2 separate regions of the Homo sapiens genome follow, and region 1 is linked to region 2. A link is a contact called in ENCODE Hi-C or POLR2A ChIA-PET data. All regions are on one chromosome and are shown on one strand. The core of a region is the stretch at or near the end of the contact, and the rest is flanking DNA. Distances in the headings are between cores, read along the strand shown. Region 1 overlaps CAST (calpastatin). Region 2 holds the start of CAST (calpastatin).

The links. Hi-C counts contacts between places; a loop is a spot of excess contacts on that map. ChIA-PET counts read pairs that join two places held with the same protein, here RNA polymerase II (POLR2A). Pooled maps may share reads with other maps.
Region 1: a loop to region 2 is called in a map of PC-9, with 2.3 times the contacts of the local background. The contact joins the enhancer-like site here to the promoter of CAST in region 2. A Hi-C loop is called at or near these places in 13 of 168 maps with a recorded cell type or tissue (Caco-2, DLD1, MCF 10A and 9 more) and 17 of 50 pooled maps. POLR2A ChIA-PET finds 5 or more read pairs at or near these places in 8 of 52 experiments (CD4-positive, alpha-beta memory T cell, HCT116, MCF 10A and 4 more).

The regions. Positions count from the first base shown.
Region 1 is chr5:96,730,934-96,737,157 of GRCh38, reverse strand. It overlaps CAST (calpastatin), which reads right to left. Exons shown (of 32, transcript NM_001750.7): 10 at 918-986. Among named protein-coding and RNA genes, the nearest start is that of CAST, 72 kb to the right of the region's middle. RefSeq lists an enhancer at 2,602-3,134. Within about 2 kb of position 2,962, at least 3 of the 41 ENCODE cell types and tissues checked have a DNase peak (open chromatin) inside an H3K27ac peak, as active enhancers do; they include PC-9 and gastrocnemius medialis, where a contact is called at or near this core.
Region 2 is chr5:96,661,126-96,663,825 of GRCh38, reverse strand. CAST (calpastatin) reads right to left here and starts at 1,450. Exons shown (of 32, transcript NM_001750.7): 1 at 1,329-1,450. The coding sequence starts at 1,403. RefSeq lists silencers at 674-953, 1,144-1,733 and an enhancer at 1,296-1,797.

The DNA.
Region 1 (6,224 bases), core at 1,713-4,212, 72 kb before region 2:
CCCATGTGTCAAGGGAGGGACCTATAATCCCCACGTGTCGAGGAAGGGAGGTGACTGGATCATTGGGGCGATTTTCATGCTGTTCTCATGATAGTGAGTGAGTTCTCATGAGATTGGATGGTTTTATAAGTGTTTGACTGTTCCTCCTTCACATGCTCTCTCTCCTGCTGCCTTGTGAAGAAAGTGTCTGATTCCCTTTCCAGCATGATTGTAAGTTTCCTGAGGCCTCCCCAGCCACACAGAAATGTGAGTCAATTAAACCTCTTTTCTTTATAAATTACCCAGTCTCAGGGAAGTTCTTTATAACAGTGTAAACATGGACTAATATAATAATAAATAAGAGTGCTTCTATCTATTTTTTATGTTGATGACTCGTTATGAACAATAACCTGCATTGAAAGGAGAAAACAACAATCTAGGAAAGGACCTTGTATTATTTGATTTAGATGAAAAATAATTATTTAAATTGTCTTTTTTTTTTGCAACTACCATATTCCCATGACAATTTTAGGACTCTCCTGATCATGGATATGTGAAATACAATCTGAAGGCTGTTAGGCTTACACTGATTCTTTTAGGAATTTCAGAAAAAAAGAAGTACCTTACTTCTTTAGTAATACCTCTGGTTAAATAAAGTGTATTTGCAGGAGAGAAACTGGAATGTAAACTCCATGGGATGAAACTGGAGTTTGTTTGTTTTTTTTTAAAAAAGGGGTTATAATAGCAAGTGTTACAAACATGAGTGTGAAAACCATACTTCCAACCCACACTTTCAATATTAGCTTGAAACAATAATTCATTAAAATGGTCCTTTAAATTACCCCCCTCATATTATTTGCCCACAAGAAATCAGATTATGATAAATACAGAGCATATGAGTAACTGTCTCATGTAGAAGGACACTGTTGTCTTCATACCTTTCCCGATGGTTTATCCGGTTTAGATTCAACTGGCACAGCTGGGGTTAATGATTTCTTTTCTTTTTTCTGGTGAGAATTGAGAAATTAACAACTCCTCACATACCTTAATAAAACTCAATACTATTACAAATTTTAAAATAAATTCATTATATTAACAAGCATTGATCATACACTGAACATCCGCTCTACAGCAGAAACTGTGCTGTGTGTTTTATATCCTTTTTCAGAAGGGCTTTAATTATATTAGTCTCATTTAGTGATGGGCAAAGCAAGGCTCAGATTAGGCCACTTTCCTCAGGTTACACAGTAAGGGACAGAATGAAGATTTGAATCCAAGACTGTTTCTTTCCTCGCTGTTCTTCTCCAGGGCCCACAGCCAGTTTTTACAACATCCATGAATTCTTTCTATAGGCTGCCACTTCTGGCTTTGCTCTCTGGCTCTTTGCCCCCACACATCAAGACTTCCATATCCCTCACTTCGGCATCTCAACACCTCCTCTTTCCTTAAAATGAGTTGATCGCTCATCATTGCTTCCATTGCTCTATCAAAGACTGCAAACAACTTTTCAATCTGCAGTTTCCATGCTTTTATCCAGATGTAATCTCTGAAATTTGACCCTTGGAGCATCTCTCCCTCCCCATTGCCACCTTTCGGCACCATTCTGATCCTATTGTGGCATCTATGCCCTTTGTTCTCCATTACCTCTGGCATCTCTTTTACTTTGGTCCCCACTGTATACACTCTGCACATTTCTGCCCTGTGCTGGTGGTCTTATCCAAAATCATTCTCTATGGCCAGAGGCAAATGCTTTCAGAGACTGGCAGAAACTAAATGGGTGAAGTTGTTGGGTTTAAGATAAAAGGGGACCATTTCCCATTTGAAGGTATCCAAACTCAGGGAACAAAGCACAGGAAGAGCACAGGCTCTGACTGCCAAGGTTTGCATAACAGTTGAGACATGCATGGCTGCTTGAGGCTTTAGCAAGTCACTTCTCCTTGGAGATATTAGATAAGTGAATCTATACGAAGTATGAAAACCATTGTTTGGCACATGCTCAGCACTATGTAAGTACTTGCTATGTAATTGTAAGTGCTAAATAAGTGACTGTTACAATTGCAATGCTAGAAACACTGTGGGGGCCACTAGGGTGTGAGCCTGAGTCTGGATAATTGAAACCACTTCCATGATTCAGCCACTACCTCATGCAGATATTCACTCATGTTCTCTCCCCCACCTTCCTCTTCCTTCTCAATGTCTCTCTTCCCCTCCCTCTCTCCCCACTATCTTTCTATTCCATCCACTCTTTCTCTTCCTCTCCCTTTCCTCCTACTTCATTCTTTTCTATTAGAAAACAGTATTTTAATTGTCTTGCTAGACATATTTCTTTGGACACTTCAAACACTTAAATTCAGCTTGTCCAAAATTAGAGACACCTCTTTCCTCCTCAGTTCCTCTGACATCTATCTGTACTCCTGCCAATGGTACCCAGGGAACTTAGGGACTGGACTGCAAGGTGCCCAGCTCACAATTTAAAAAGGCACTCATTCTCAGGTGCCAACTCTGCACTTGCACAAACCTGACAATGAGCACCTTAGGGGCCTCCTTTCCCTTACCGTGTGGCTACCAACCTCCTGCAATCAGACTCAGAAGCACCAGGTTATCTTAGATTTTACTTTGTCTTTGCCCACTTCTGTCAATCATTTCCTAAAACCTGAAGATTTTTGCTCTGCAATTCATCTTGGATAACTCCCCACTTTCTTATTCTATCACAGCTCTAATTTAGGCTAAAATATGACTCATCAGGACTACTGAAACAGTCCCTGACCAACCTTCTACCTTCCTATCTCTATCCCATCCACCTAACTGCAGTCCCTTAATCCTTCTGCAGCTCGGATTCAATTGCATCACCCCATCTGTTCTCTCAGGTTCTCAAAGGCTACCCGCTGTCAGCTGAATCACCACATGTACAAATTCACCTTAGGGTTCTCCACAGCAGTGCTCAACCTGTCTTTCTGGTCTTACAGCCCCACCATTCACTTCCTCTGTGCTTCACCCACGTTGGAATGTACTTTGTGCCCAGAACACATCTTACACTTTTCAACACCTGCAATCCCAGCTATCCTTCCATGCCTAACTGAACTTGGATCTACTCTTCCAAAGCTCTTGTGGATTCCCTGAATTAGATAGAATCCCTTCATTCCTCACCAAATAACACCTTGTGGGGGCCTTTCTTCATCTGATTGAAATACAGCCCCAGGTACATTGTCTTTTCCCCACCCCCTAGACAGGCCAGCCTATAGCTAGTGCATCCTGCAGAACCAACCATGGTACCTTATTTAGTTTTTTATTTTATTTTTTTGAGACAGTGTTTCACTCTTGTTGCCCAGGCTGGAGTGCAACGGTGCGATCTTGGCTCACCGCAACCTCTGCCTCCCGGGTTCAAGCAATTCTCCTGCCTCAGCCTCTTGAGTAGCTGGGATTACAGGCCTGTGCCACCATGCCCAGCTAATTTTTTATTTTTAGTAGAGACGGGGTTTCTCCATGTTGGTCAGGCTGGTCTTGAGCTCCTGACCTCAGGTGATCTGCCTGCCTTATGGTACTTTAAACATGCTATGTACTAAAATAAGAAGGCAAGTCATTAAATCCTATTTAATGGGAGAAGAATCAGAGGCAACGTAAAGTAAAATGACTTGCTGCAAGTTCCAGCACAAGTCAATGCACGGCAGACTTCCACATAAGCCTCTCCTAATTTTATTGTTTAGTTTTCACTTATAACACTGGTTAATTTACATTTAGCTCAAAACTGTAAATTTTGATTACATTTAAAAATCTATTTTAGCGGGCCTAATCCTCTGCCTTAAATCTATCCATTTCCAAACTGAAAACATTGATTACATTTAAAAATCTATTTTAACGTATCTAATCTTCTGCCTTAAATGTATCCATTTTCAAACCATTTCATGTAAGCATTCCTCATTGGTGCAAGAGAGTGCTGTGTCTTCCTGGAGTGAGGCTATGAGTCTCAAGGTAGTATACAAGTGATCTATTGCAAGAAAAAACAATTTTAAGTTTGATATTTTCATTTAAAAGTTTTTGTAAATGTTGCCTTTGCTCCATAGGAGACCTGTATTAATTTGGATAAAATAATGTGCCTTTTCTCCCAAAATCCCAGAAGGAAAAAAATGATGTTTCAGGGAGATGTGCCATACTTTTACCCTAAAACTCATTTTCCCTATGACCTTCTTTACCATTTAGCTGTAGCAGGATATCTGTCCCATTTACAGAAGCAAAAGTATAGATAAATCTATATTACTTTTACATTTTTCATTCCCATCTTCTCATTGTTCCTTCACTTGCTTACTTGTGGCTTCAAATTGATTACATGCTCTCCAAACTGATTACTAATTCTATATTGCTTTTAGGTCTAACGTTTAAGTCTTTAATCCATCTTGAATTGATTTTTGTATAAGGTGTAAGGAAGGGATCCAGTTTCAGCTTTCTACATATGGCTAGCCAGTTTTCCCAGCACCATTTATTAAATAGGGAATCCTTTCCCCATTGCTTGTTTTTCTCAGGTTTGTCAAAGATCAGACGTTAGACCTAAAACCATAAAAACCCTAGAAGAAAACCTAGGCATTACCATTCAGGACATAGGCATGGGCAAGGACTTCATGTCCAAAACACCAAAAGCAATGGCAACAAAAGCCAAAATTGACAAATGGGATCTAATTAAACTAAAGAGCTTCTGCACAGCAAAAGAAACTACCATCAGAGTGAACAGGCAACCTACAAAATGGGAGAAAATTTTCGCAACCTACTCATCTGACAAAGGGCTAATATCCAGAATCTACAATGAACTCAAACAAATTTACAAGAAAAAAACAAACAACCCCATCAAAAAGTGGGCGAAGGACATGAACAGACACTTCTCAAAAGAAGACATTTATGCAGCCAAAAGACACATGAAAAAATGCTCATCATCACTGGCCATCAGAGAAATGCAAATCAAAACCACAATGAGATACCATCTCACACCAGTTAGAATGGCAATCATTCAAAAGTCAGGAAACAACAGGTGCTGGAGAGGATGTGGAGAAATAGGAACACTTTTACACTGTTGGTGGGACTGTAAACTAGTTCAACCCTTGTGGAAGTCAGTGTGGCGATTCCTCAGGGATCTAGAACTAGAAATACCATTTGACCTAGCCATCCCATTACTGGGTATATACCAAAAGGACTATAAATCATGCTGCTATAAAGACACATGCACAAGTATGTTTACTGCGGCATTATTCACAATAGCAAAGACTTCGAACCAACCCAAATGTCCAACAATGACAGAGTGGATTAAGAAAATGTGGCACATATACACCATGGAATACTATGCAGCCATAAAAAATGATGAGTTCATGTCCTTTGTAGGGACATGGATGAAATTGGAAATCATCATTCTCAGTAAACTATCGCAAGAACGAAAAACCAAACACCGCATATTCTCACTCATACGTGGGAATTGAACAATGAGATCACATGGACACAGGAAGGGGAATATCACACTCGGGGGACTGTGGAGGGGTGGGGAGAGGGGGGAGGGATAGCATTGGGAGATATACCTAATGCTAGATGACGAGTTAGTGGGTGCAGCGCACCAGCATGGCACATGTATACATATGTAACTAACCTGCACAATGTGCACATGTACCCTAAAACTTAAAGTATAATGAAAATAAATAAATAAATAAATGCAAAAAAAAAAAAAAAAACCTTAAAGGATAAGGTAAAAAAAAAAATTCTATATTGCTATGGGTAGAAAAGGTAGATAACTTCTCATCTTATATTCCTGGGCAAGTATTGGAAGCAGCTCTTCAAAAAATCTAAGGAAGTTATGCCCACAATCACCCAGCTCAACACATCTACTTCATCCTGAGAGGACTTGAAATATTTCCTTTGAAAACTTCTCATATCCATTCATGTTGATGTCATAGTTGTGATACACTAGTATCAAGACAGCTGGCATCAGCATTGAAAGCTGAAAAAGCCGATTCAAATGCTCCTGGAAATTGTATTTGCTTTATTTCATATCTATACATTTGGAAGGGAGAGTCTGAGTCAACTCACATTTTAATGTCCTTGGTATTGATATCAGTACGTTATATATGGCATGTACTCAGTAAGCAGTTATTGAATATATAAATTTACAAATTATTTTTGGTATCTTGTTCACTCTCTATCCCTTAAATGCATGCTCTTCACAAAATTTTACATATAAGCAGTGTTCAGTTTTGCCAGATGATAGGTTATTT
Region 2 (2,700 bases), core at 201-2,700:
GAATGTTCTTGTCCCTCATCCAAAGTAATAAAGTGCAGAGAAGCTCGCTTTTGTGCGCGCTGTCTCTCTCTCCCTCCCTCTCTCACTTTCTCGCTTTCTTTCCTCCACCCCTCCACCGCTCTCTCCAAGGGTCTTGGTCTCAGATCTCAGTTGCTTCTGCCCCTTGATGTTTGGGATTTTCTCCTTGCCTCACATTGCAGCTGCCTCTCCTTTGCGTCGGCGAATGTACGTCCAACAATCGCCCTCTAAAAGTTTTGAACTTTACTTAGGGGTTAAAAAAGAACTCTAGATCAAAGCTCTTGCGAGCTGCGTCCTAGTGCATTCAGGAATCCACCTCCTAGACAGAATTCCTCCAGCAACAATTCCAGTTCCATCCCACTTGTGAGCGCCAGCAGAGCATAGTGCTTGACATCGGGGCGAGAGAGGTGCATGCGCCGCGCACGCTCGGGCGCGCTCATACATACCACAAGAGGGTGAGTCCCCTGCCTCTCCCCGAGCCTAACCTGAAGGTCTGCGAGGAGGTCGCACCCGGTCCGCACCCCTTCCCCGCCAAACCCCGGACAACGCTTCATCCGCACGCCCAGAAGGGCAAAGCAAACACACTCCCTTCCAACACACTCCCTTCCGGGTCCTGCCCAGGCACAACCGCTCCTATTTACCGTCTTGTACCACCAGCTGGCGAATGCCATGGCAACAACCGGCTGGCTCCGATCCGCACGGCGGGGGAGCCGGCGAGGGCGCGGGGTGTTGCGTTGGAGGCGCCGGGCTCACACTCCGCTTGGCCGGGACCGGGCTGGCACTGAGCTCCGCACATCCCAAGGCGGCTGCCAGGTGGGCAGAACCCTGGGGGTGGGGCCCGGCGCAGGCCCCGCCCCTCCTCGCCCGCCCAATTTGGCTCGAGGCTGGTTAGGGAAGAGGCTCTGCGTCTCCAGGCAGCCACGCCCTGCGGCCCGGCCTTAGCGCGGAAGACTACATCCCGCTGTCCAGTGAAACCACCCCACTCACTCGGGGGTCCTGAGTGAACCTCATTCCCCGTTCATCCTCATCCTCATTCACCCACGTCTTACCAGCCAACTTTTCTTGACGCGTCCCCCCCTCCACTCTACCCGGCCAACGCCACGCCCAGCGCACTGGACCCGGCCGGGGAACCGAAGCCACCTGCAGCCACCTGCCTGGCAGCGGCCAAGCCCCTAGCCCTCTCCCTGCCCCGCGGGGGCGCCGGGGACTGCAGACCCGCCAGCCTGGCAACGCCCAGGGAGGGCGGCCACAGCTCCGGGACCCGGTACCCCATCGCCCAGCCCCGCGACGCCGACAGGAGCGCCACTCACCTCATGGGTGCGGCGGGCGGCGGCTGCTCGCCGGGGCCGCGGGGAGGCGGCGGGCTTCTGGCCGGGCTGGGACATGGCGAGGCCGCTGCGGCCGCTGCCTCCCGGAATGCGCCGCGGAGAGTGGCGGGGAGGCCTGGCGGGGAGTCCTGCCAGGGAGAGAGGGAGGGAGGGAGGGAGCGGAGGGCCCGGGAGCGGGCGATGAAACAGCTTTTCCGACCCCACCCCAGGTCTGCGCCGGGGTTCCCCTAGCCCCGATGGGCCCTCCCCTTCCTGCCCGCGGAGGGACCCGGGCTCCTGCCCTGTAACTTAACACCCTCCGCCCCGGTCCTCACCCGGTGACCCGCCCCGGCCCCAGCACTGCTCTGGTCCCGGTTGGTCAGAAAGAAGGGGTTGGAGGTTGCAGCGTTCCTCCTTCGATGCCCAGATCTAGCTTGCAGTTGTGCAACGAGAGAGCGGGACCCGGGCGTGGCCAGTCTACGCTTCGACCCTCCTCCCAACAATCCGGAGAAGTAGATACTCTTTCTACATTCTGCTCCGCTTTAGCTGCGAGAGTTTACCAACTCAAATCTGGCCCAAGCCTGGACAGTCTAGATAAGGAAGCGGATCACAAAAACAAATTGGTCTGTGTGTGTGTGCGTGCGTGCACGCGCCTGTGTATGTTTTATATGATTTTACTTTGTTTTTTGGCAGTTTCGAATTTTAATAAACTTTTATGGGGAGGAGAACATAGGTTCCAATGCAAAACGGAGAACAGTCCCAAATTTAAACCCTTATAGTCTTTCTAGAGTCTGGCGAGTTTTGTTTCTGAAGCTAGATTGCTTTCTTCTTGGGCTCATCTTAAACAGCGCTTCCTGGTTTGGGGCTGGAAGTGAAATTTAACAAGCCCTACGTGCTTATGTGAGAAACTGTCAGCCTGCAGTTGCTGCTGGTTCACAATCAGGCCTGACAGAAAACCTGTTTGTTACCCTGCAGTAGCATCATCATTCTGGGACTTGGGGTCACCGCTTTCTGCAGCGTTGGGGTTTAGACAGTTGAAGAGAGAGAAGGCAGAGCCTTTTTTTTTTTTTTTTTTTTTTTTCTGGAGAGGCAGTTTCGCTCTGTCTGGAGTGCAGTGGCGCGATCTCTGCTCGCTGCAATCTCCGCCTCCCAGGTTCAAGCGATTCTCCTGCCTCAGTCTCCTAAGTACTTGGGACTACAGGCGCGTTGTCACACCCAGCTTTTTTTTTTTTTTTTTTTTTTTAATGGTAGAGACGGGGTTTCACCACGTTGGTCAGACTGGTCTCGAACAACACCTGACCTCAAGTGATCTGCCCAGTGCTGCCTCCCAAAGTGCTAGGATTACAGGCGTGAGCCACTACAGCCGGCCAGAAGG